3 separate regions of the Mus musculus genome follow, and regions 2 and 3 are each linked to region 1. The links are chromatin loops, found by intact Hi-C in ENCODE. Cell type or tissue: heart. All regions are shown on one strand. Each heading gives the region's core, and the rest is flanking DNA. Links, peaks and the distances in the headings are about the cores only.

Region 1 (8,058 bases), core at 1,338-6,337:
GGGACTTGTCCAGCCACCCTTTATACACTCTCTTCACACACACAATTTATTTATTTCATTATAGTCTAGTTCTTTATCAGTTCCCTGGCCAAATAATTTTCACAAATGTTATTAATTTAGGATTACTGCCAAAAGAGCGTATTTTGCCATTACTTAAGCAATTACAATGACAAGATTTTCTTTTGTGCCAGTTTTCTCTGCTCTAATGGTGGCATTACTGCTGTGGAGTAAATTGCTTTCTAATGGATCTGAGGCCTGCTATACAAAGTATCAATCAATGCCCGATATTATAAATCCATGTCCGGGAAGGTCATTGACCATAAGGTAGACCTTACAATACTATTGCTTTGGTAACTGATGATGAATCAAGCTACCTTCTAGATGTATGTTTGTACTGACAGTCTTGGGTTGCTCTCAACCACGGTACAGGATGCTTCGTTATGCAGCAGGCAGTGCAGAGACACAAAATTGGTTAAGATACTGAGAACAAGTGACTGGGATACTAACCCTTAAATGAGACGCTCCCATTAGCCAATGCTCAGGGAACATTGTGTAAAAGGTGGAGAGAATATAGAGGTACCTCCTTTGTGCTGATTCTGTAGTGTGCAAGATAGCTGATAAAAGTAGGAAAGGGAGCTGGAGAGATATCTCAGTGGTTAAGAGTACTTGTTCATCTTGAAAAGGATCCAGGTTCAGTTCCCAGCACCCACATGGTGGCTTACAACTTACTCATCCATATCTCGACTTTCAAGAGACCCTATACATCCACGGGCAACAGGTACACTCATCGTGCACAGACATATATACAGGCAAAAACTCATGTGCATAAAAATATTTTTTTAAAAAGCCACGCTTTCATCTGTAGATCCATAATTGAGTAGATCATAAATAAATACATAAATCATAAATATGTTTGATTGGTAGGGAAATAAAATTTGCTATTAGGCAAACCACTTCTTTTCTGTTTTATTAAAGTTATTCATATGATCATGCTGCCTAGTGCATCACTGTTAAGTAATGAATGAGTGTGCTGCCCATGTAAGTCCTAACATAATGATTTGCAGTGCACCTTTCACTTTCAACACTTTCCTGGCTTGTATATGAAGTCATACACTATTCATACTGGTGTCAGCTTCTAACCTCCCAAGAGCCCTCTACTTTCAGTCAGATCCCTCCAATAACTGACAAACCCAATTAAAGACATGTTTAAATTCAAAAGACAGAGTCTAAATAGTTAATGGCACCAAGCACGTACCTAGCAATATACTTCTTCAGCCCAATTCAATTGATTTTTTAATATTTCTGATCCTGACTATATACTCCATTTTTATTAGTTAGCTAATTACTTTTCTAAGGTAGTATTTCTGACATGAAAAGCAACACTATTATGCAGTAAGAGTTTGCCACACTTACCCACAAATGCTCCAAATTCTATGTTATCCCCTTCTGCAGCTTTATAGAAAATGGGTTCTTGATCTTTGGTTGTGGATTCCAAGTGACTTTTGCAACTTGGCTGGGATGGGGTACTCACAGAAAATTTGGTTGGTGGGGAGGACATATGTGGTGAACTATTAGGTGAACTGCCTAATTTTTGATTTTTATTAAATATTTTTAACATTTCTACCCCATGTCGTCTCTGTCGTAATTCTGGGGGAGAAACAGCACTTGGGAATAAGGCACCACAGGAGGAACCAGCCTCTGGAATGTTGAATTCTTTTCTCTGGGGTATCACGGGCAAATCTTGTCCAAACAGATTATATTGGGGGTCTTTTTCATCTTTCATAAAAATATTACAAAGAAAAGGATTATTACTTTCCCGATCACCTTGAGGAAGAGAGGAACTCAGTGTGTTTACAGCACTAGGTTTCTTCCACAAAGGTCTTACAGGAACATCATCAATAAGATTCTGAGCCAAGTGTTTGGAAATACTCAATTCTCGTGTGATCTCATTGTGCACTTTACTAGCTTCTGAAGCTTTCTGGGCTGTAAGTGTTTTCAATGTATCTACTGTTAGGGCTGAGAGATCTTGCAGATGACCAATTTGAGAATCTAAAGACTGTAATGATCTTTTTATGTAGTTGACACGATCTCCAACTTCTTTAATCTGAATGCTCATCTGCTCCACTCTGTAGGGGGATAAAAAGGGCATTTTACAGATGTTAAAATTAATGTAGATGGGACAAGGAGATTGGCTCAGTGGAGAGCAGAGTTTGAGAGCTTAGGAATCCACATAAGTGCATAAGGAAAGAACATCTCTGCAAGGTTGTGCTCTAATGTGTACACTTGCACCAAGGCATATGAGCCTCACATCATCCATACACAGGTACAACAATTTTTTATAAATAGATTATATTTTATAGTCTAAATGGATGATAATGGAGTAAGAGAAATCTTACTTTTTAACAAATACATTGCAAAAATAAAGTATGGTTATGAATTTGTATAAATCACACCTTGCATTTCAGAAGGGTGCAGTGGCAATGCTATCATAATTAAAACACAAAGGGTTTTGTGTTGGAGACAGGGTCTCTCTGGCTGTCCTGGAACTTGCACTCTAGACTCGGAAGGCCTCATTTATGGAACTCAAGAGATCCGCCTAGCTCTGTCTCTGAATGATGGGATTAAAGGTGTGCACCACCACTACCTGGCTTAAAACACAAAATTTAAAAACAAACTTTGTTTCATAAGCTATTGAGTCTATTCACAAAATCTATATACACCTGCATATACAAAGGCCCACCATCAGTGTCATACACAAACACCATATGCTTATACTATGAAATAAAAAAATTGTGAGGAAATAAAAGCTTTAAAATAGTCATGACAGTTTTATTTTCTCTTCTCAAATAATTAAGAACTCCAACTCTTCTCTCCTTTGCAACTACAGTCAAAAAATTAAGAGCACTAATGCTAAGTACCAGACTCAGAGGTACACTTCTTAACCAAGAGTGAGGCCTGGAATTGACCCTCAGCACCACTAAGAATAAAATGGGTTAAACAGTGGCTGAGTGCTTAAGAGCACTTGCTGGTCTTTCATACACCATGCTCATGGTGGCTCACAATTGTCTGTAACAACAGTTCCAGAGTTCCAGGGGATCCAATGCCTTCTTCTGACCTCCAAGAGAAAGATGTATGTATGTGCATGTGCACACACACACACACACACACACACACACAAACCAGTAGGCAAAGTACCCATTCATGTAAAATAAAAATAAAGTTTAAAAATATATTTATGAAAATTAAAATAAAATGTATCTACTGGGTTTAAATGTAGTAGACCTGTTTTCTCAAGGTGTAAATATGAAACTTCTTACTTCTTAAAATAAACTGAACAGCGAACATGTATCAACTAACAGGATTCATTCTGACATACAGTCAAAAATAATTAAAGAGCATACAAACCTTTCAAAAGTGACCCGGATTCTCTCTTCACTCCCAGAATTGAATTTGTCATCTTTCTCATCAAAGTACATCTCAACACACTGCTCTTCAAAATCATGGAGTTTCTTTTGATCTTCTTCTGTTAAGAAAAGTTCTAAGGAGAAGCCCAGAAAGAAATTAGAACACAAAACATAAAAGGCTACCTCTACCAGGTTTTCAGACTTCACGGTTGCCTTTTTATTTATCTATTTGAACAGGGGCCCTCTACACAGCTTATCCATCCATCCATCCATCCATCCATCCAATAGACAGGGTCTTTCTACAAAGCCTGGCTGTCCTAGCTCACTATGCAGACCAAACTAGCCTGGAACTCATGGACACCTCTTTGTTTCTGCCTCCCAAAGCTGGGGTGACAGACTAGTACCACCATGCCCACCAAGTTTTACATATTTTTTTAATTCCACTTTTCTTACTATAGCCCTTTTCTATTTCTCTCAGCTCTCTTGTCACATATCTTATCAGAGAAAGAAAACCATGGATAATTTAAGTACAACTGACATGGTGATTTACCCCTAAGTAGTATAAAGATGCACTCTTTTTTTTTTTTTTTTTTTTTTTTTTTAACAGAATGTTAAGAATGGCTTCTAGAGGGCTGGTGAGATGGCTTAGTGGGTAAGAGCACCTGACTGCTCTTCTGAAGGTCCGGAGTTCAAATCCCAGCAACCACATGGTGGCTCACAACCATCTGTAATGAGATCTGACTCCCTCTTCTGGAGTGTCTGAAGACAGTTACAGTGTACTTACATATAATTAAAAAAAATAAATCTTAAAAAAAAAAAGAATGGCTTCTAGAACAGGTAAAATGATATAGCTTACATTACCATTTAAACATCAAAACCCTTAGATACCATTTCCCAACAACAATAACCCGTAAGTACCATTCTCCAAAAGAAGTTAAATCTAAATGGACTTTTGTATGTATCGTATTACTTTGCTTTTGTTTAATGAACAATAGTTTACTCTGAGCCAAATATGAATTATGGCCCCAAAACAGAGATTTAAACTACCCCAAATTCCATGTTCAAACATAAAAGCAAATTCATGAGGATTTCATAGTACCAGAACAGATAGTCATAAATCAAGACATTTTTCAAATACACATAACAGACATCTTAGCTATAAGGCTCAGATATGACTTAAGTATTTTGACTGGTAGAAAATTAGGGTGTTAAAGTCAACACATATTAAATTGTTCTATCTGTAATCAGGATGTTAAGTCTGACACAGGATGGGAAGTGGGGGATGGCTGCAAGGAACGGTTATTTAGCAGGCTAAGAATAGCCCAAGATAAATAACCCACAACATTCCACACTCTGCACAGTGACTGGCATGTTAATCAGTCAGCCTGCCTCTGCAGGCACAGCTTCTTTTCTGCAATTCTCATTCACAGTTCCCCTGTGGTTGAAACATCACACTTTGTGCATGTGGGAAGGGGTCATATATTACTATCAAATATTATAGTATAAAACCCCACATAGCTAGGATGGGTTAGTCATAGTAACCCATAGTTAGTTAAGCAGGACAGCACGATCCTGATCCAGACATAACTCTATGTCTCTGTATGGCTAATGTAACAGTTACATGGGACAGGTAAGAGGACTAGTATACTTAAAATACTCAAGAACCCGGCTTGGTCGAATAATGTTAAAGTAGCAGTAGGTGTGCTAATCAACCAAAAGGTCCTTGGCATGTATCAAACTACTTAAACAGATTCCTTTATTTTCTCTCCGTATCTGGTTAAACATTTGATGTTTAAAGCATTTGTAATAATCTACTATTTTTTAAATTCTAGTCGTCTCTTCTGGCCAGTTTGATTTCATAGCTATCCTTTATGTTCTTGATCTAATTCTGAAAAAGACTGATTTTCAACATTCAAGTTTTCATAGTTCTTATTTGAAGATACTCAACTTGTATCTAAAAACTGTTTTATATTTTTTGCAAATTTTAACTTTTCACAGTAATTAAAAAAATCAATACTTAGTTTTCAGTATAATATTGAGAATCAAGAAAAAGATTTTCTATATTTCACTTACTTGGCCCATCGGAAGTCTTATCTTTCTTTCTTCTTTTGCATACACAGCAAAACAGTGAAACTATATGGCTGAGGATGATAAGAGGAGGAGGCAGGACTGGTTTTTCATGATAAGCCATAATAAAATGATACCGCTGATACTTCCATACAATATTGGAAATTGCCTTCACTTGTAAATATACATTACTAGAATAACGAAGAAAAAAAAAAGCAGACAATTATATTCTGCACATTAATTATATCCTGCATATTTAATTCTTCACTATATACTCAAGGATACTTTCATTTAAATAACAAAAAAGTAATTACAAATATATGCAACCAAGGTGGGCTAGAGAGATAGTTCAGCTTTTAAGAGCACTGACTGTCTTGAGTTCAATTCCCAGGAACCACATGGTGGCTCATGACCATTTGTAATGGGATCTGATGTCCTCTTCTGGTGTGTCTGAACACAGATACAGTGCACTTATATAAATAAAGATAAATCTTAGGAAAAAAATGCAACCAAATGGCTAGTATTGTTTTGTACCATAATAAGAGACGTCAGAAAACTGAGTGGGAAAAAGAATGACTTTTAAGTTTTTAAAAAATTTATGTATATGGATAAAACAAAAGAAAATCTTGCTGAAAGCCATGCCATATGCATGTAATTCCAAAACTTGGAACGCTAAAATAAAATGCAGGAGGATCAAGAATTCAACCTCAGCAGGAATGGTGTCAAATGCCTTTAACCTTAGTACTTGGGAGACAGAAGCAGATCTATCTCTGAGAGTTCGAGTCTAGCTTGGTTTATACATAGGCTAGTTCCAGGACAGCCAAGGCTCTGGAGACACAGACACACCCTCAGAGAGATCACTTGGAGGTTGAGTACTTGCTATGCAAGCATGAGAACCTGAGTTTAAATGCTTAGCATACAGTATAAATCAGGTCTGGTTGCACATGTAACATAGCCCCAGTGTTGTGGGACAGAGAGAGTGCATCCTAAGAGCTCTCTAGATACCAATCTAGGTGAGATGGCAAGCTTTAGGCTCAGTGAGAGACCCTGCCTCAAGAGAATAAAATACCTCTTATCCTGTTTCTCTACATGTGTGCATGGACCAATATATATGCACATACATGCACACAAACCATCACCACCACCTCAAACTTTAGTCTGAGCTACTAAAAAAGACACCCTAACTTATCAAGTGAATAAAGAAAAAAGTCTGGTGCCAGCAAGAAGCTAGGGACAGAGCCTTGCTCTGACTTAAAGCCAGACAGCCCTGGAAGTGCATATTCTCAACAGTTCTGAGAATTTAGAGATGAGATAAAACATTTTGTAAAAATGTTTTGTAACAAAAAATTATAATCTAATTGGGCAGTTTTAATATATTGGCTTGAAATATGGTCTAAATTGTGGAGAATGACATAGTATTCAAAACTGATAAGTGCACCTGGGTGGTGATAGCACACACCTTTAACCCAAGTGCTCAACAGGCAGAGGCAAGCGGATGTCAGTAACTTTGAGGCCAGTCTGGTCGACATGGCTAGTGCCAGGAGAGCCAGGGACACACAGAAAAAAAAAAAAAAAAAAAAAAGAAAGAAAGAAAAAAGGAAAACTAAAACTGTAAGATTATTTTGAGAACTACAATTGCTTTCTTTTTTTAAAAAAATTTATTTATGTTATATATGTGAGTACATTGTCGCTGTCTTCAGACACACCGGATGAGGGTGTCGGATCCCATTTACAGATGGTTGTGAGCCACTATGTGGTTGCTGAGAATTGAGCTCAGGACCTCTGGAAGAGCAGTCAGTGCTCTTAACTGCTGAGCCATCTCTCCAGCCTTACAATTTCTATATTCACAAAAATGATACATGAATGTCACATAAAAACCAAGTAAAATTACATGTGTTCTTTGTTTTTCTGTAATTCCCTAGCAACCTAGGAAAATTTGCTGATAAAGATTAAAAATGTAAAAAATATCTTTCTTCCTTACAAGTGTCATGTACAGGTTATGAACAGAACTCTCTTCACCATGTAGGTCCTGGGGAATCAAACTAAAGTCATGATTTGTTGATAAGTATCCTTACCAACTCATTTCACCAGCCCTTTTGTTTGTTTTCGAAGAGATTGTTTTTATAAGCAAACTACATGTTGAGGCACAGTGAGATAGGCAGACCACACAGGCTCACTGGCTAGGCAGCTTATCCAGACTGATAATCTACAGGTTCAGTGAAATAAACGTAAAAATAAATTGGAGGGCTTAGCAGTTAACAGCTCTGGGTGCTCATTAATAGAGTTTGATTTGCAACACCCACATGGAAGCTCAAAACAGTCTGCAACTCAGTTTCATGGGATCTGACACCCTTTTCTGGCCATCATGGATATTCATCATGGATACTGAACCAATGTAGAACAAACATGCAAGCAGGCAAAAAAAACCCCAAACACATAAAATAAAAAATAAATTTTAAGATAAAGGTGGAGCATGATCACCAAGGACACCCAACACTTACCTCCTAACTTCATTTAACATACATCGGCATGCACATAGATGAGTACATACTTATTTCTTGTTTTTTGAAATTATTATTATTTTTTA
Region 2 (8,058 bases), core at 1,875-6,874, 400 kb after region 1:
AGGGCAGTACCATTCGAGCAGAGAAGTAGTGAACATGTTCCAGGTCAGAGGCAGGCTGCTGAGTGCCTCTTTCACCTAGAGACATGTGGCAAGCTGTTGTGCAAGTTGTCTTCTGCTTCTGAAGACCACCTATGCCCCCACGCCCAAGCGCTCGGGCTGTCTCCAGGAGCTCACTAGTTTTAAGCACATGAGGCAACACTGTGTTAAGTCCTCAACAGCTCCCTCTAGGCTTGAAGGTTGCTTTTGTTTGTTGGTGTGAGATGAGGTCTCCTGCAGCTCAAGCTGACATCATACTCACTATGTATTTAAGCATGACCTTGAACTTTGGTTTTGTTGCTGCTTCCCATGTGCTAGGATTGCAGACTTGTGCCACTGTGTCCTGTTAACGAGTGTTCAAAGCCCAGGATGCTGCATATTTTCTTGTTTGCTTTGTATGTATATACACCATATAGCCCCAGTACCCTTAGCAAAAGAGGTTTCAGATCTCCTGGAATTTGAGTTGTGATTTTTCTTTTGAGCCATCATGTGGGTGCTGTGAATTGAACCCAAGAGCAAAAGCAACGCAGTCCTAACTTGTGAGCCACATCTCCAGCTTGTGTAGTTTTGAAGATGCATGCTTCTTTACTTTATATTGTCACAAAGCTGGTCAGTGCCCTTCTACATATTATTGTTGTACGTTGTTTGTATTCTCAGCCTCGAGATATTCTTTGTGGAGCAGCTGATGAAGTCCTGGCTGTGCTGAAGAATGAAAAGCTTCGAGACAAGGAGAGAAGACGGGAGATTGACCTGCTGCTGGGTCAGACAGATGATACCAGATACCATGTGCTGGTAAACCTGGGCAAGAAGATCACAGACTACGGTGGCGACAAGGAGATACAGAATATGGGTACCTGAGCTCTTTGTGTCCAGACCATGTTTTGTGGTTGTTGGCCTTTCTGTTGAATACTCAGCATCTTTGTTAAAATTTTAGAATAGCATTGTTTCCATAGCTTATGTTGTGTTGCTTAAAGAGAATGGTGATCTGCAGGCCTTTTGGCACAGGCTTATCCCAACAAGTCAGCCTGGTTTGCATAGCAAGTTCCAGCTGCAGGGTTCCTAAGCAAAACCCACCTAAGAAGAATAAAGTGGAGAGTTATCTCTTGATGTTTGGTTGTGAGCCTTATCCTTTAGTAGCTGAACTATCTCTGCCACCCTGGCAGCCATTTTTAAATTGAGACCTATTGTGTAGACAGTGAGAGAGAGCAGGGAGGGCTTAGGAGCTGAAGAAGCAGAGCAGGGTAGAATCCAGGTTGGCAGGCTTGAGAGGCCTTGGTGCTTGTTTTCGTGTTGGTTAAGTCTGTGTGTTCTGGCCTGAGAGTAAGCAAGCCAGGCAGCTGAGGAAATGGGCTTGAGTGTCTCCACACTAACCACTGCCCTCTCTTTGTAATCCCACATCTCCTCAGATGACAACATTGATGAGACTTATGGTGTGAACGTGCAGTTTGAGTCTGATGAGGAGGTGAGTGGCTTTAAATGGATCCCTTCTGTTGTGTGATGTTACCAAGGTAGTGGGAGCTCTTCTCATAAACTGAAATTCCTAGCTAAATGCGTTTTACAGTGTTTTGTGGTATACTTACAAATTTTGTGTCATTCTGCTTAAGAAGTTATTGTGGTTCACGTTAGGTTCTTTTAGAAGCTAATCTAAACTAGTAGGTGTACACTGACAGTTTATAATAAACCAGATAGACCAATGAAAGTAGGAAGGAGGACTGAGAAATGCCATCCTGTGGGCACAGTGCAGTTATTGCAATCATGAACTCAAGCAGCTGCACTTACTTACTGTGGGCCTGTCCAAGACTGGCCCTGTCAACACCCAGTCAGAGATTGGGGAGGAGTCTTCTCCCTGCTACCTAACTATTGGTTATTGATAGATTATGGAAAGGGGGTCATTATCTTCAGTCCTGTAACCACTTCTAAGCCTTCTGGTCTCTGATGGTTAAATTCAGTGGGTCACAAATAACACAAGGAGGCATGAGTGTGAGAAACAGATGTGTAGGGAAGAGGAGGCTCCGTGAGGTGTGGGGAGCTGCAGTAAGAGAGCTTGGTATGGGGGCTGGCGAGATGGCTCTGTGGTTAAGAGCGCCGACTGCTCTTCCGAAGGTCCAGAGTTCAAATCCCAGCAACCACATGGTGGCTCACAACCATCTGTAACTAAATGTGATGCCCTCTTCTGGAGTGTCTGAAGACAGCTACAGTGTACTTAAATATAATAAATAAATAAATCTTTAAAAAAAAAGAGAGAGAGAGCTTGGTATGCATTGTGTGCGTGCATGAAATTGTCAGAACCCATTTAATCAATAAAGAAAAAAGATAAAGCACATCTTCAGTGACGTTGTGTCCTGCTGGAGTGTTTTAACCATAGTATAGTAATTCACGGCTTTCGAGTTGTGGGCTAATTGCTAGTTTAAGAATGCATATTCACCTAAGAGTATGGATGTAATTGTACTTGGCTATTTAGCTGTTGTAGCAGCTCCTGGGGTTAAAGCTTGCCACTTCTAGATTATAACTAAATATGAATAGTGGGACAATTGAAAAAGGAAAGTTGAACCAGGAATGGTAACACAGTGCCTACATTCCCAACAGTCAAGAGGTTGAGGCCAGCTAGGCTACATAGTGAAATTCTCTACATGTCTCTTAAGTCATTTTTTTTTCAGATTTATTTATTTTATGTATGAGAACACTGTAGCTGTACAGATGGTTGTGAGCCTTTGTGTGGTTGCTGGGAATTGAATTTAGGACCTTTGCTCTCTCCTGCTCAAAGATTTATTTATTATTGTAAATAAGTACACTGTAGCTGTCTTCAGACACACCAGAAGAGGGCATCAGATCTCATTATGGATGGTTGTGAGCCACTGTGTGGTTGCTGGGATTTGAACTCGGGACCTTCAAAGGAGCCGTCAGTTCTTTTAACAGCTGAGCCATCTCTCCAGCCTGTCATTTTTAAAGTTGGTTACTTTAGAGTTTTCAGTGAGTGAGTTTGTGTTCTGAAAAAGAAAGTACCAGTCCTGAAATGTCCTGGAAGATAAGATGTTACTGGAGTCAGGGTGAGCACTGAACTGAGAGCCAAGGAATCTTGAGTTTGAGCCTGTATCTTAGGCAGGTCATTTTGCCTCGGTTTCTGTTTTAGTAAAACAAAATGCTACTTCCTACAGAATAGTTAATTGGTAGAGTTTTTCTTTTCTCTTCCTTTCTTTCCTTCCTTTCTTTTTTTCTTTCTTTTTTTTTCCAGACAGGGTTTTCTTTTGTGTAGCCTTGGCAGTCCTGGACTAGCTCATTAGATCAGGGCTGGCCTCAAACTTACTGAGTTCCACCTGCCTCTGCCTCCTGAGTGCTGGAATTAAAGGCATGTGCCATCACTGCCCAGCTGTTAATTTGTAGTTTTAATTAGGAACAACCTGATACAGATTTCCTTGCTCGTAGCAATTTATTTAACAGATGTTAATTATTGAACATGATGTTTAAGTCCACAGTCCACAGTTGAGATTATGCAAACTAAGCATGATGTCTACATTTCTGGCTCACAATCTACTTTCCTGTGTATTCGTCTTCATAGCTCCTCCATTAGCCAGTAGTCTTAGTTTGATATTATCTGTGTTTCAGAAGGAGCATATGATCCCAGTGTTTGATATTTGCAGCTAAGGTGAGAAGCAGAAAAGAGGATAGATACATCTAATAAACCCATTCCAAATGGTCATTCCATTGATATTCCTGGAATATGGTTGATACACTATTGGCTTTACCCCAAAGCCGTTGTTCTAAGTATGGAGCTTACTTAGAGTGATAGAAAGCAGGACCTGTATGACACAGGGCCAGTTCTACATCTGTGTTGAGATTGTATTACAGGTAACATTGTCTCCATAGGAAGGTGATGAAGATGTGTATGGGGAAGTCCGAGAAGAAGCTTCTGATGATGACATGGAAGGGGACGAAGCTGTTGTGCGCTGCACCCTCTCTGCTAATGTAAGTACAGTTTGTTTTAGTGTAGGCCAGCTTGCTTCTAAGTGAAGGACTTCCTCTTACTAAGACACTCACTGAGCCGTGGTTGGTTTTTCTGGGTGGTGGCTACTGTGGATTGAACCCAGCTTCAGGCATGCTAGGCCAGTGCTCCACCACTGAGCTAGTGTCATCGTTCTCAGCTTTTGGGGTTTGGAGTTTTGTTGTTGTCCAGGCAGGCTTCAAACTTTTGATGTCTTCCTCATCCTTCCTCTTGAATGCTGGAATTATGGCATGGACCACTGTGCCTGCCTTCCAGACTTCCTTTTGATGGGTATTTGGGTTGTTTTTAAAATTTGATACATAGATAACATTGTAATGACAAGAGTATTTGAGTGTTTTGTTTGTCTTTTAAGGTAGGGTTTCCTTGTGTAACCCTGGCTGTCCTGGAACTTGATCAGTAGACCAGGCTGGCCTTGAATTCAGAGACCCGCCTGCCTCTGCCTCCCAGGTGGTGGAATTAAGGCATGCACCACCATTGCCCTTCTGAGTATTTTATTTTTGTTTGTTTGTTGTTCTGGGGTTGAACTTACTGTCTTGTGCATGGTGAATGCTCTAGCACTGAGTTATAGAGCAGTATTTAAAGAGACTAAAAACATTTTTATTTTGAGAAAGGGCCTCACAAAGTTGTCTGAGCTGGACTTAAACTTACGCTATAGCTCATGCAAGTCTTGGAGCTTTGTCAACTCAGCTTTCTAAGTAGTGGGGTAAATTTACAGACCTGTGCCAGTGGTGTTTTGTGTGTGTGTGTGTGTGTGTGTGTGTGTGTGTGTGTTTCTGACATAAAACTTGCTGGGCAGCTCAGACTGGCCATGAATTTGGAATCTCCTGCATCAGCCTTCTTAGTGCTGGGATTGCAGGTGTTCCACCAACCTCAGTTTGAGCCTTATTAAACAGTCAGTATTTTGATTTTCTTAGGACATTAGTCAGTTGTTTCTCTTCCCAAAGACACATGTTAATGAAATCTTAGTCTGGTGTGCTCCTGAATGCAGTGTAATAGAGCTGCTGCTTTCTGGAAAGGCCTCAGCAGGTAGCCTATGGGATGGTAGGTAACTTGGGTGGAGCATGATGAAGAGACCTAGTGAGCCACATGCCTGATTTCCTTCTTAGCTTGTAGCCTCAGGCGAACTGATGAGTTCTAAGAAGAAGGATTTGCACCCTCGGGATATCGATGCCTTCTGGCTGCAGCGACAGCTCAGTCGTTTCTATGATGATGCCATTGTGTCACAGAAGAAGGCAGATGAGGTGTTGGAGATTTTGAAGGTATGGATAAAATAGTACTTGTATTCCATGTGTCTTGTCAGAAAGGGTCAGTGTTTGGAAGGCAGCTATGCTTACTGCAGTGCCGACAGTGCAGGGACAGTGTTTGAGGTTGCAGATGGCTGTACTCATACAGTCTTATTTTCTCTCTCCAGACAGCAAGTGATGACCGAGAATGTGAGAACCAACTGGTTTTGCTCCTTGGTTTCAACACGTTTGACTTCATTAAAGTGTTGCGGCAGCACAGGATGATGAGTGAGTAGACTATGCACTTTTCTTGCTGTGTGTGTGCGCACGCGCAAGAGTCTGCTGGATTGTGTTGGCTTCAGTATCTAATTACCTTCTGTTTGCTCAGGAATAAAAGGAGGTTTTATTTCACTGTCTGCAACTTTCTCTCCCTATTGTGTTTGGCAGTTTTATACTGTACCTTGTTGGCCAGTGCTCAGAGTGAACCTGAAAAGGAGAGGATCGTGGGAAAGATGGAAGCTGATCCAGAGCTCTCCAAGTTCCTCTATCAGCTCCATGAGACTGAGAAGGAGGACCTGATCAGAGTAAGGACTGTTTTGTCTGTCCGTCTTGTTCCTTGTTCAGTGTTTGAGGTAATGAACCATATCTCTGCGTTCTCTGGAGTTGCTCAGGGTGCAAGTTAGAGTCAGCACACTCATTTCTGTGGTTGAGATCCTGTTTTCATCCCCAGTGCCATGGGGAACCTGTTTACTACAACCTGGGAAAAGAGCATGTCTGCTTAATGTAGAACACCATTCCTCCCTGCCTTTGGTGGTTAATTGTTGACAGTCTGCTTCTGACGTTCCTCTTTAGAACACTGCATCACCACTGTGTTTGCTACCTCTGACTGATTTATTTACTTATTTTTATAGTCTCTGGCAGGTCTCAAAATAAAGTGATGTCTTTGGTTTGGGGATACATGATTTAGCACCATGATTGAAGCCCAATCCAGAAGGGACTGCACGGGACAAGCACTCAGGCGAACAATGTACATGATTGTGCTTTTTCTTCTCCCCTGCTGCAGGAAGAAAGGTCCCGGAGAGAGAGAGTCCGTCAGTCCCGAATGGACACAGATCTGGAAACCATGGATTTGGACCAGGGTGGAGAGGTGAGTGCCGGGCTGTCCGCAGGCTGTTGTGGCTGGAAAGCTCACCTGCTAAGCCTGTTTGTGCTTTGCCTGTTTCCAGGCTCTGGCTCCAAGGCAGGTTCTGGATTTGGAGGACCTTGTTTTTACCCAAGGAAGCCACTTCATGGCCAATAAGCGCTGCCAGCTTCCTGACGGGTCCTTCCGACGCCAGCGTAAAGGCTATGAAGAGGTGCATGTGCCTGCTTTGAAGCCCAAGCCCTTTGGCTCAGAAGAAGTGAGTGAATCGCCTTTTCCGTTCTCTGTGTCTGTCTTCCAGTTTGGCGGTTAGCCATTAACTAAAATGTCACCTAGTCTCAAAGATAATTTATTCTAGGAGTGGAAACTATTCCAGAGTTTTCCCATTCCAAGACCAGGAAGCAATAGTGATCTCTCTGTACAGGTTTAGAGTAGAGAATTATGAATGGCGATTGCCAGGGAATGAAATCATGGGGAAATCAAAGTGAAATCATAGTGATCTTGTAAAAATGGGCAGCCTGCTGAAGGATCCAGGAGCATAAAGTGTGGGATGTTTCTTCCTTTAGCAATTGCTCCCGGTGGAGAAGCTGCCAAAGTATGCCCAGGCAGGATTTGAGGGCTTCAAAACGCTGAACCGGATCCAGAGTAAGCTCTACCGTGCTGCCCTGGAGACTGATGAGAACCTGCTGCTGTGTGCTCCCACTGTAAGTACTGATCTGCCTCCTTTTCTTCCTGAAATGTTTTGGTAGCAAATTAAATACTAATCCTTAACTAGGACTTATTCTTTGCAATTGAGTCAGGGTCTCTCTATGTAGCCTTAGACCTGACTTACAATATAGACCAGGCTGCCTGTAAACTCATAGAGATCTGCCTGCCTCTGCCTCCCAAGTGCTGTGATTAAAGGTATAGCATGCCACCTCTGGCTATTCTCTGTTCTGTGATGGACAACCCACTGGGGCAGTGTTACTTGGGGCAGTCCCAGGGTCAGTTCTGTTTTGGTGGTAGCCCATAGCAGATGAAGAGGCTTTGTCTCTGCCCCCGTCTAGGGTGCGGGCAAGACCAACGTGGCCCTGATGTGTATGCTCCGAGAGATAGGGAAACACATCAACATGGACGGCACAATCAATGTGGATGACTTCAAGATCATCTACATAGCTCCCATGCGGTCCCTGGTCCAGGAGATGGTGGGCAGTTTTGGAAAGGTAAGTCGTATAACTTCTCCAGAAGATACTAACTGCAGCTGGTCATGTGCTAGGGAGGGGCCTATGCATTACTGCTTCTTTTGTTAGGGAAACTCTAGATATTTTTTGCCATTTCCAAGGTAGAATTTGACCCAAGTAATTTCTGAGGCAAAATTGTCTTGACCTGACTTACATGGACACCATCTTTGTTGTATTTTCTTAATGGACTCACTGCATCTTACAATATTTATGTGGAATGAATATGGTTTATAGCTTGTGGGTTTTTACCCCAGTTCCACTTTCCTGCTTCATGAAGGGCTTCCATAGATCCTTTGCCTCTACCCGAGTGGGATTTAAGTAACATTTGTTCATCTTTCCTGACTCACCAGATACTTAACTTCTCCTTGTCCACAGCACAGAAATGGCTGCCAGGCCCTTCAGGCACCGTCTACCATTCTTAGACGTTAGGCAGGCTCC
Region 3 (8,058 bases), core at 322-5,321, 410 kb after region 1:
ACTCTCTATGTAGTCCTGGTTATCTTGGAACTTGTTCTATAGAATATGAAATATTTTGAATCAAATGAAAACACACAAAAATAATTTTGTCCTCCAAGACGATAGAAATGTTTCTTTATAAAATAATCCATTGTCACAAAGGATAAGTAAGGAATTGGGACTTTGCATTCCCTTTACATAGAAGTATCTACAGGGAGTGGACTTTGAGCCTGACGGTTGAATCTGTTTTGTTGTTTTTGCTTTTTGTAATTAATTGCATGTGTTTATTTTCTGTGATGTTGCATGGTGTGTGTGTGTGTGTGTGTGTGTGTGTGTGTGTGTAGGTCAGAGGAAAACTTGTGGATGTCAGTTCCCCTTCCACCATGCGTGTCCTCTATGAATCAAGCTCAAGCCGTCAGGGTTGGCAGCCAAGTCCCTTTACTCTTTGAGCAGTCTCCCTGGCCTCCAGCTTGATTCTTTAAGCTGTCTAAGAAAGCAGGAAAGTAGTTCATAGTCTGTGTTCAAAGTGGAAGTTGGCAAAACTATAGCTATAAGTTTTTCTTTTAATGAACACAGTTATATAGATTGGTTTATGCACTTCTTATAGCTATTATTGTCCTGCTGTGGCTGTGGCAGAACTGAGTTGTTTTTTTGTTTTTTTAAGATTTATTTATTATCATAAGTACGCTGTAGCTGTCTTCAGATGTACCAGAAAAGGGTATCATCAGATCTCAGTATGGGTGGTTGTGAGCCACCATGTGGTTGCTGAGATTTGAACTCAGTACCTTTGGAAGAGCAGACAGTGGTCTTAACTGCTGAGCCATCTTGACAGCCCAGAACTGAGTATTTTTTAACAAGGGTTACATGGCTCACTAGCCTACAGTATTGCGTGTGTGGTACCAGATGTTCAGCCCTTGAAGAAAAGGTTGCTCACCTCTTTTTTAGAGCCTTGCTCTCTGACAGCCGCTCCTACGGGTGCTGAGTCCCTGGCCTGCCCACAGTATCCGCAGTTCTCCCAGTGCTTACTGTATCTCAGAAGCACTGCTGTTGGCGGTGTAAACTTACTGTGCGTAAAGCCCACAAGGGAAGGCTTCTTTGCTCTAACCTGGTCAGAACCGTCATGTATTTGTAAGGAGATTTGTGGTATCATCAAAGGACTCACTCACAAGTGTTAAACAGTCCACACTCAGTGTATATTTCTACTAAAAGCTGTCTTTGTTCTTTAGGATTCCTTGGCTTAAGGGTCCCTCTCTTGTCTTTACTCGGCATGTTAAGACTGTATACTTGTACAGTTTGCATCTTTCTGTTCTTTAGGATGAGATCCATCTTCTACATGATGACAGAGGTCCTGTCTTAGAAGCTTTGGTGGCCAGGGCCATCCGAAACATTGAGATGACCCAAGAAGATGTCCGACTCATTGGTCTCAGTGCTACCCTCCCCAACTATGAAGATGTGGCCACCTTTCTGCGAGTCGACCCTGCTAAGGGCCTCTTCTACTTTGATAACAGGTATAAAAAGAAACTGGAAACTTGTTACCCAGGCAGTCTTCCTGTTCCCTACTCTTCTCTAAGGAGCATACTATTGAGTTTTAGGGTTCCTGTGTGTATTTTAGAAAGCATTGTTTCTAGGTCAATGGAAAGTAACTTCTCTCACAGTGTTCTCTGCCAGAAATCTCATTTGTATAACTGTTGAACTTCTAGCTTCCGCCCCGTGCCTCTGGAACAAACATATGTGGGCATCACAGAGAAAAAAGCTATCAAACGTTTCCAGATCATGAATGAAATAGTCTATGAGAAAATCATGGAACATGCTGGAAAAAATCAGGTTTGTGGATGGTTCTTGAACCTTTTCCTTTTTTTTTTTTGGTTTTTCGAGACAGGGTTTCTCTGTGTAGCCCTGGCTGTCCTGGAACTCACTCTCTCACTCTGTAGACCAGGCTGGCCTTGAACTCAGAAATCCACCTGCCTCTGCCTCTCAAGTGCTGGGATTAAAGGTGTGCTCCACCACGCCCAGCTCCTTTTCCATTTTTAACTTAAACTAATAGACAAGGTAATAGCATGACTCACCAGTGATCAGAAATAATATGAGTTACTATATTACTACAGCTGCTTTAAAAGATGGTCAGGGTCTGGAGAGATGGCTCAGTGGTTAAGAGCACTGACTGCTCTTCCAAAGGTCCTGAGTTCAAATCCCAGCAAACCACATGGTGGCTCATAACCATCCATAATGAGATCTGATGCCCTCTTGTGGTGTGTCTGAAGACAGCTACAGTGTACTTACATATAGTAAATAAATAAATAAATAAATAAACAAACCTTAAAAAAAAGAAGAAGAAGAAAATGGTCAGGAGCTAGGAGAGTCAGCACATGCCTCTAATACCATAGCTTAGGTTGCTGAGGCAGGAGGACCTCAAGCCAGCTGGAGGCCAGTTTGGATTATACAATGGTACCCCCCTACCCCTATTCCCCTCATGGTCCCACTCCCCTCCCCCCCAAAAAAAATCCAAAAAATGACTGGGGACTTGGAATGGAACTCAGTGGTAGAACATATACATAGCATGTTGACCCCGGTTCATTGCATTTTCCATCACTGCATAAATGGGAGATGGAATACTGTCAACAATCACTCATAAACTGGCCAGTTTATGGGGTAGATAGATGGCTCAGTGGTTAAGAGCATTGTCTACTCACAAAGGACAATTGAAGCTCAGACCAGTCTATCAACTCTAGATCTGACCTCTCCTAGCCTCTGTGAACATCAGGCATATATATGTTGTATGGACATATGCGCATATAAAACATTCATTTCATAAAGTAAATAAAAATTAACAATAACTAAATAAACTTATAACTTAGAAGAATTGGATCATTTCCTGAAAACAACTATCACTATAGCCTAGATGAAAGATAATTTGAATAGTCCTGTGATCGTAAATGATAACTTCATAGTTGATACTATCCTCCCCCAAATTGGTGGAACTAGAAAAACCAGTCTGTCTATAAGATAGCAAAACTGTAGCTGAAAATTATTAGAACCTAGTGAAATCAGGCCAGTGAGATGGCTCTGCAGGTAACGGCGCTTGCCCCCAAGACTGGTGACCTGAGTTTGATCCCCAGAACATAATTGGTGATGGAGAGAGTTGATCACTACTCTGACACACAAAATAATTTTTTTAAGATTTATTTATTATATGTAAGTAAACTGTAGCTGTCTTCAGACACACCAGAAGAGGGCATCTGATCTCATTACAGATGGTTGTGAGCCACCATGTGGTTACTGGGATTTGAACTCAGGACCTCCAGAAGAGCAGTCAATGCTCTTAACCAGAAAAAGAAATGCATAGCTTCTTACTGCCTGCCTTAGTTAATACTGCTAACTAGTAGTAGTGTGCCACTACTGCCCGACATATAATTTCATTCGTTCGTTTGTTCACTTATTTATTTGTTTTCTTTCTCTTTTTTTTTGAATGTTACTTTGATAACAGTTTTTAGTTAGCAGTATTAAATAAGGTAGGCAGTAAGAAGCTATGCATTTTTTTTTTCTGATAAAAAGCACAGGAGTTTATATGACAGGGTAGGACTTCAGGACACTAGATCTCAGGAGGACTGTTTCATATAATGTGGAACTAGTTTCAAACTATTTAAATATTTTTATAAATAATGTAATAGTTTTGGTATTATTTTGAAAATACACCTTTATTTAGCTTAGACTTGCTAAGGCTCTGACCATATTCTTGATTGAGGTCTTTGAATCTCAATACACTGTGTATTTAGATTTATTGTTCAATGTAGAATTCTAGGGTTAGTTTAGTTTCTTAGCTGTGAGACTGTGCCACTATCCTTGGTACATTCCTTCCCCTGTGTGTCCTGGGCTGGGCTTAAACTCTGTGTAGCCCTACTCATAGCCTGGAATTTAGCTGTGACCTTGAGTGCAGAATTAGAGCTGGAGTTACCATGCCCAGCTTCCCTTTGGTACTGTCAGCCCTGTTAGACTTCTTTCCAAACTAGCATGTATTTTTGCCATAGACACTTTTCTAACCCATCGCTTCTGTTTCTAGTGGAGCAGCTTCTGCTTCCTGTAGCTGGTGCCCTGGTGCTCTGAGAGCAGCTGCTGAAGGTGCACCTTTTAGCTCTTGCATGATTCTTCTTAGGTGCTCGTGTTTGTCCATTCTCGAAAAGAAACTGGGAAGACAGCAAGGGCAATCCGTGACATGTGTCTGGAGAAGGACACTTTGGGTCTGTTTCTTCGCGAGGGTTCTGCCTCCACTGAAGTCCTTCGTACAGAAGCAGAGCAGTGCAAGGTAAGAAGGGACCATCTGCTTCTCTGGTGACTGGTTCCATATTGGGTAGAGTCCTTTGGGACCATATGTACTGAGTGCTTCTGTTCAGGCAGGTTAAAAGTCATTTTCTTGGGGCTAGGGAAATGACTCAGCAGATAAAGGTGCCTGTCGCCAATCCTAATGGCCTGAGTTCAATCTCTGGGACTCACATAGTAGAAGAAGAGAACTGACTTTCATACACATGCCACACACAGGCATATATACAAACCTAAGAATATAAGTGTGTTAAAAGGGACTGTGTGGTTATGGGACTTCCTTTTGGCCTTGGAGGAGTCCTAGCAGGAGGCCGGCCTCACTCTGTTTCTGTTCACAGAACTTGGAGCTGAAGGATCTTTTGCCCTATGGCTTTGCTATTCATCATGCAGGCATGACTAGAGTTGACCGAACACTTGTAGAAGATCTTTTTGCTGACAAGCATATTCAGGTGAGGAGGGGCAAACCTAGTAGAAACAGACTTGTCTGTAGCTCTGCCCTGAGAGACTTGTCTGTAGCTCTGCCCTGAGAGACTTGTCTGTAGCTCTGCCCTGAGTGTTATCTCTAACCTTTTGTTAAAAAGAGAGTCATTTATATGTATTTGTGTGTGTGTGTGTGTGTGTGTGTGTGTGTGTGTGTGTGTGTGTGTGAGACTTGAACGAGTTTATGTGCACCACATGCATGCAGATGCTCTCAGAGGCCAGAGGAGGGCACCAGATCCCTTGGAACTGAAGTTACATATTCTTGTGAGCATATGTGGGTTCTGGGACCTGAAGCCTAGTCCTCTGCAAAAGTAGTACATGTTCCAGCCACTGAGCCGGTCTCCGTCTCTAAACATTTTGAGATCTGGACCAGCTAGCCTAGCCCAGGCTGGAAGGTTGTGATAGTTATGCTCACTCTCCCCACACTTCATACACTGCATAAGAGAGGATGGATGCTTCATAGAACTCTACAGTGTAATTCACAGTGTCAGGACCACATTCTTTCCCTCTTCCAGGTTGGTAGATTTTGAATGTTTTATAACTGAGTTGATAAATACAAGTTTAAACTTCTGACCTATGTCTCTGGAACCTTGGTATGTTAATTCTCAAATATGTAAGAGACTGAAGAAATGCTTTCCTTTTTGCTCCAGTGTCACATTGAGTACTGAAATATACATCCACTCCTGCCTCCGGTTAAGCTCAGGCACCAGACAAGCGAAGGATATGGCCCTGCTATGGTGGGGTCTGTTGTCCTTATTATCCTTCTTTACAAACTCTGCAGGTTTTAGTTTCCACCGCAACTCTGGCGTGGGGTGTAAATCTTCCTGCACATACAGTCATCATTAAAGGTACCCAAGTGTACAGTCCAGAGAAGGGGCGTTGGACAGAGCTGGGAGCACTGGATATCCTGCAGGTACAGAGCCTCTGAGATGATTCTCAATGGGATGAACTCCTGGGCCTGGGGTCCAAGGATGCTGCAAAGATGGCAGATCAAGACCAAGTTCTAAAGTGTGTAACTTGTTGAGTCAAAAGCGTTGCCATAACATTTTCTTTTATTGCTTCTGCCTTAGATGCTGGGCCGTGCTGGACGGCCGCAGTATGACACCAAGGGTGAAGGCATCCTCATCACATCCCATGGGGAGCTCCAGTACTACCTCTCCCTCCTCAACCAGCAGCTGCCTATCGAGAGCCAGATGGTCTCCAAGCTGCCTGACATGCTCAATGCGGAAATTGTTCTGGGCAATGTCCAGAATGCAAAGGTAGGGAAAGCTTTGTCTTCAGAGCTTCACACTTTTCCTCAATGACTCAGGTGACTTAGAGTGACATAACTCCTGTGAGGATGTTTGGGTCCAGCAGTGTCTCAAGCTTTGGACCACAGCTCATGCAGGGCAAGCTTCGTGGGTTTGTGGTATATAGTTCCTTTTATGTTTAAGATACTTGAAAGGGTTTTTTAAATTGAAATACTGAAAACATTCAGAATACATTGTAATGTGGGTCCTTGTGCTTAAGAATTAAGTGTCCAAGTGGTGGCACATGCCTTTAATTCCAGCACTTGGGAGGCAGAGGCAGGCAGATTTCTGAGTTTGAGGACAATCAGGGCTACACAGAGAAACCCTGTCTCGGGAGAAAAAAAAAAAAGAATTAGTGTCCAAGCTATCTGTGGTGCTTCTGTTTGGACTTGAGCAGGTCGTCATGCTAAACACCATGAGCTGTCTTGCAGGATGCAGTGAACTGGCTGGGCTATGCCTACCTATACATCCGAATGCTCCGGTCCCCTACCCTCTATGGCATTTCTCATGATGACCTCAAGGGAGATCCCTTGCTGGACCAGCGCCGACTCGATCTTGTTCACACTGCTGCCTTGATGCTGGACAAGAACAATCTGGTCAAGTACGACAAGAAGACAGGCAACTTCCAGGTGATTAGCGTGTGATTTTTGAGAAAATTTTAGCAAATGTTTAGGTCCTTGATTTATGTATTGCCCATCTAATTACCTATGTCTAGTTAGATTAAACAGTGCCCTGTGAGCTATGAACTTAACTTTCAAATGTTTATTTTCTTTTATTTTTTTATTTTTTTCGAGACAGAGTTTCTCTGTGTAGCCCTGGCTGTCCTGGAACTCACTCTGTAGGCCACGTTGGCCTCGAACTCAGAAATCTGCCTGCCTCTGCCTCCCCTCAAGTGCTGGGATTAAAGGCGTGCGCCACCGCACCTTTCTTTTAAATTTTTATTACTTTATGTGTATGAGTGTTTTGTTTGCATGTTTGTCTGTGTAGCACATGTCCCCATGGAAGCTAGAGTGCCTGGTCCCCATAGAGGCCAGAATTGGGTAGTGGCTCCCTGGGACTGGAGATGCTCCTGAGCCACCATATGGGTGCTGGGAATGGAACCCCAGGTCAACTGGATGAGCAACCTCCTCTCACTGAACCGTCTCTCCAGTCCTTAGGTTTGAAAAGTTTTAAGTTTCAGAAATCAGGTTGAGCTAAGGCATATGTTTGCTTTCATAGTATCACTTCTGCATTGGTCAGTTTGTTGTATCATCTTTCTTATTGTGCCGAGTTGCTTGAATCGAGCAGCAGTTGTCCTCGTAGGACAGTCACTTGATGTTAGAAGCTGGGGGCTGATCTCTTACTGAGTCTTCTTTCTTTCTAGGTGACAGAACTTGGCCGGATAGCAAGTCACTACTATATCACCAATGATACTGTGCAGACCTACAACCAGCTGCTGAAGCCTACTCTGAGTGAGATTGAGCTTTTCCGAGTGTTCTCCTTGTCCTCAGAGTTCAAGAACATCACTGTAAGAGAGGTGAGCCTGTGAGCCTGGCAGGCCAGGAGTTTAGGACCCTTGCCAGGCTGCTGGATTCTTTTTTCCTTCATCCTTGCCCTGTGGATTTTCTAAGACCTGTCTTTCCTTGAGACAGGAGGAGAAGCTGGAGCTGCAGAAGTTGCTGGAGAGAGTGCCCATCCCTGTAAAGGAGAGCATTGAGGAACCCAGCGCTAAGGTAAGCACGTCTTCACTTTGAGATGAATCTTGAACTTGGTTTCACAAATGGTAACTTGTACAATTCTTTCTCCTCTTGGGGAGTGTTAGAGGTTGACCTGTTATGTGCTGTACGACTGGTCGGACCCCTGCTTCCCAATTGTCCTACTCTGCTTCTTTCTCACATATATTTTATATGGAATAATAACCATTTCATGTGTAAATCAGGAACCATGGAAGGTTCTGTCTGGAACATGTTCCCAGAGCAGAAGTGCAGATAATTTCTTTGAGCAGTCGGTCAGTGAC

What was found. A loop is a pair of places that touch in the nucleus more often than their neighbours do. Peaks named below come from ENCODE experiments on the same cell type or tissue, not always from the same donor. Only the 100,000 strongest peaks of a DNase experiment are listed, where the experiment ranks them.
Region 2: a loop joins it to region 1, with 2.9 times the contacts of the local background. A loop is called at or near these places in 3 of 42 quality-filtered maps.
Region 3: a loop joins it to region 1, with 3 times the contacts of the local background. A loop is called at or near these places in 7 of 42 quality-filtered maps.

The regions. Positions count from the first base shown.
Region 1 is chr2:126,811,283-126,819,340 of GRCm38, forward strand. Trpm7 (transient receptor potential cation channel, subfamily M, member 7) reads right to left here. Exons shown (of 39, transcript NM_021450.2): 24 at 5,478-5,662; 25 at 3,406-3,538; 26 at 1,414-2,126. Among named protein-coding and RNA genes, the nearest start is that of Usp50, 32 kb to the left of the region's middle. In heart, for the core only: no CTCF peak of the experiment used is centred there; no DNase peak of the experiment used is centred there; H3K27ac peaks cover 920 bases.
Region 2 is chr2:127,210,907-127,218,964 of GRCm38, forward strand. It overlaps Snrnp200 (small nuclear ribonucleoprotein 200 (U5)), which reads left to right. Exons shown (of 45, transcript NM_177214.5): 4 at 694-886; 5 at 1,443-1,498; 6 at 3,901-3,999; 7 at 5,143-5,295; 8 at 5,448-5,547; 9 at 5,707-5,843; 10 at 6,323-6,406; 11 at 6,486-6,659; 12 at 6,967-7,104; 13 at 7,447-7,602. Among named protein-coding and RNA genes, the nearest start is that of Snrnp200, 6.6 kb to the left of the region's middle. In heart, for the core only: no CTCF peak of the experiment used is centred there; no DNase peak of the experiment used is centred there.
Region 3 is chr2:127,220,452-127,228,509 of GRCm38, forward strand. It overlaps Snrnp200 (small nuclear ribonucleoprotein 200 (U5)), which reads left to right. Exons shown (of 45, transcript NM_177214.5): 15 at 1,294-1,487; 16 at 1,680-1,803; 17 at 4,130-4,279; 18 at 4,632-4,742; 19 at 5,555-5,686; 20 at 5,844-6,032; 21 at 6,494-6,691; 22 at 7,426-7,578; 23 at 7,694-7,774. Among named protein-coding and RNA genes, the nearest start is that of Snrnp200, 16 kb to the left of the region's middle. In heart, for the core only: a CTCF peak has its summit at 2,219 (motif pointing left); no DNase peak of the experiment used is centred there.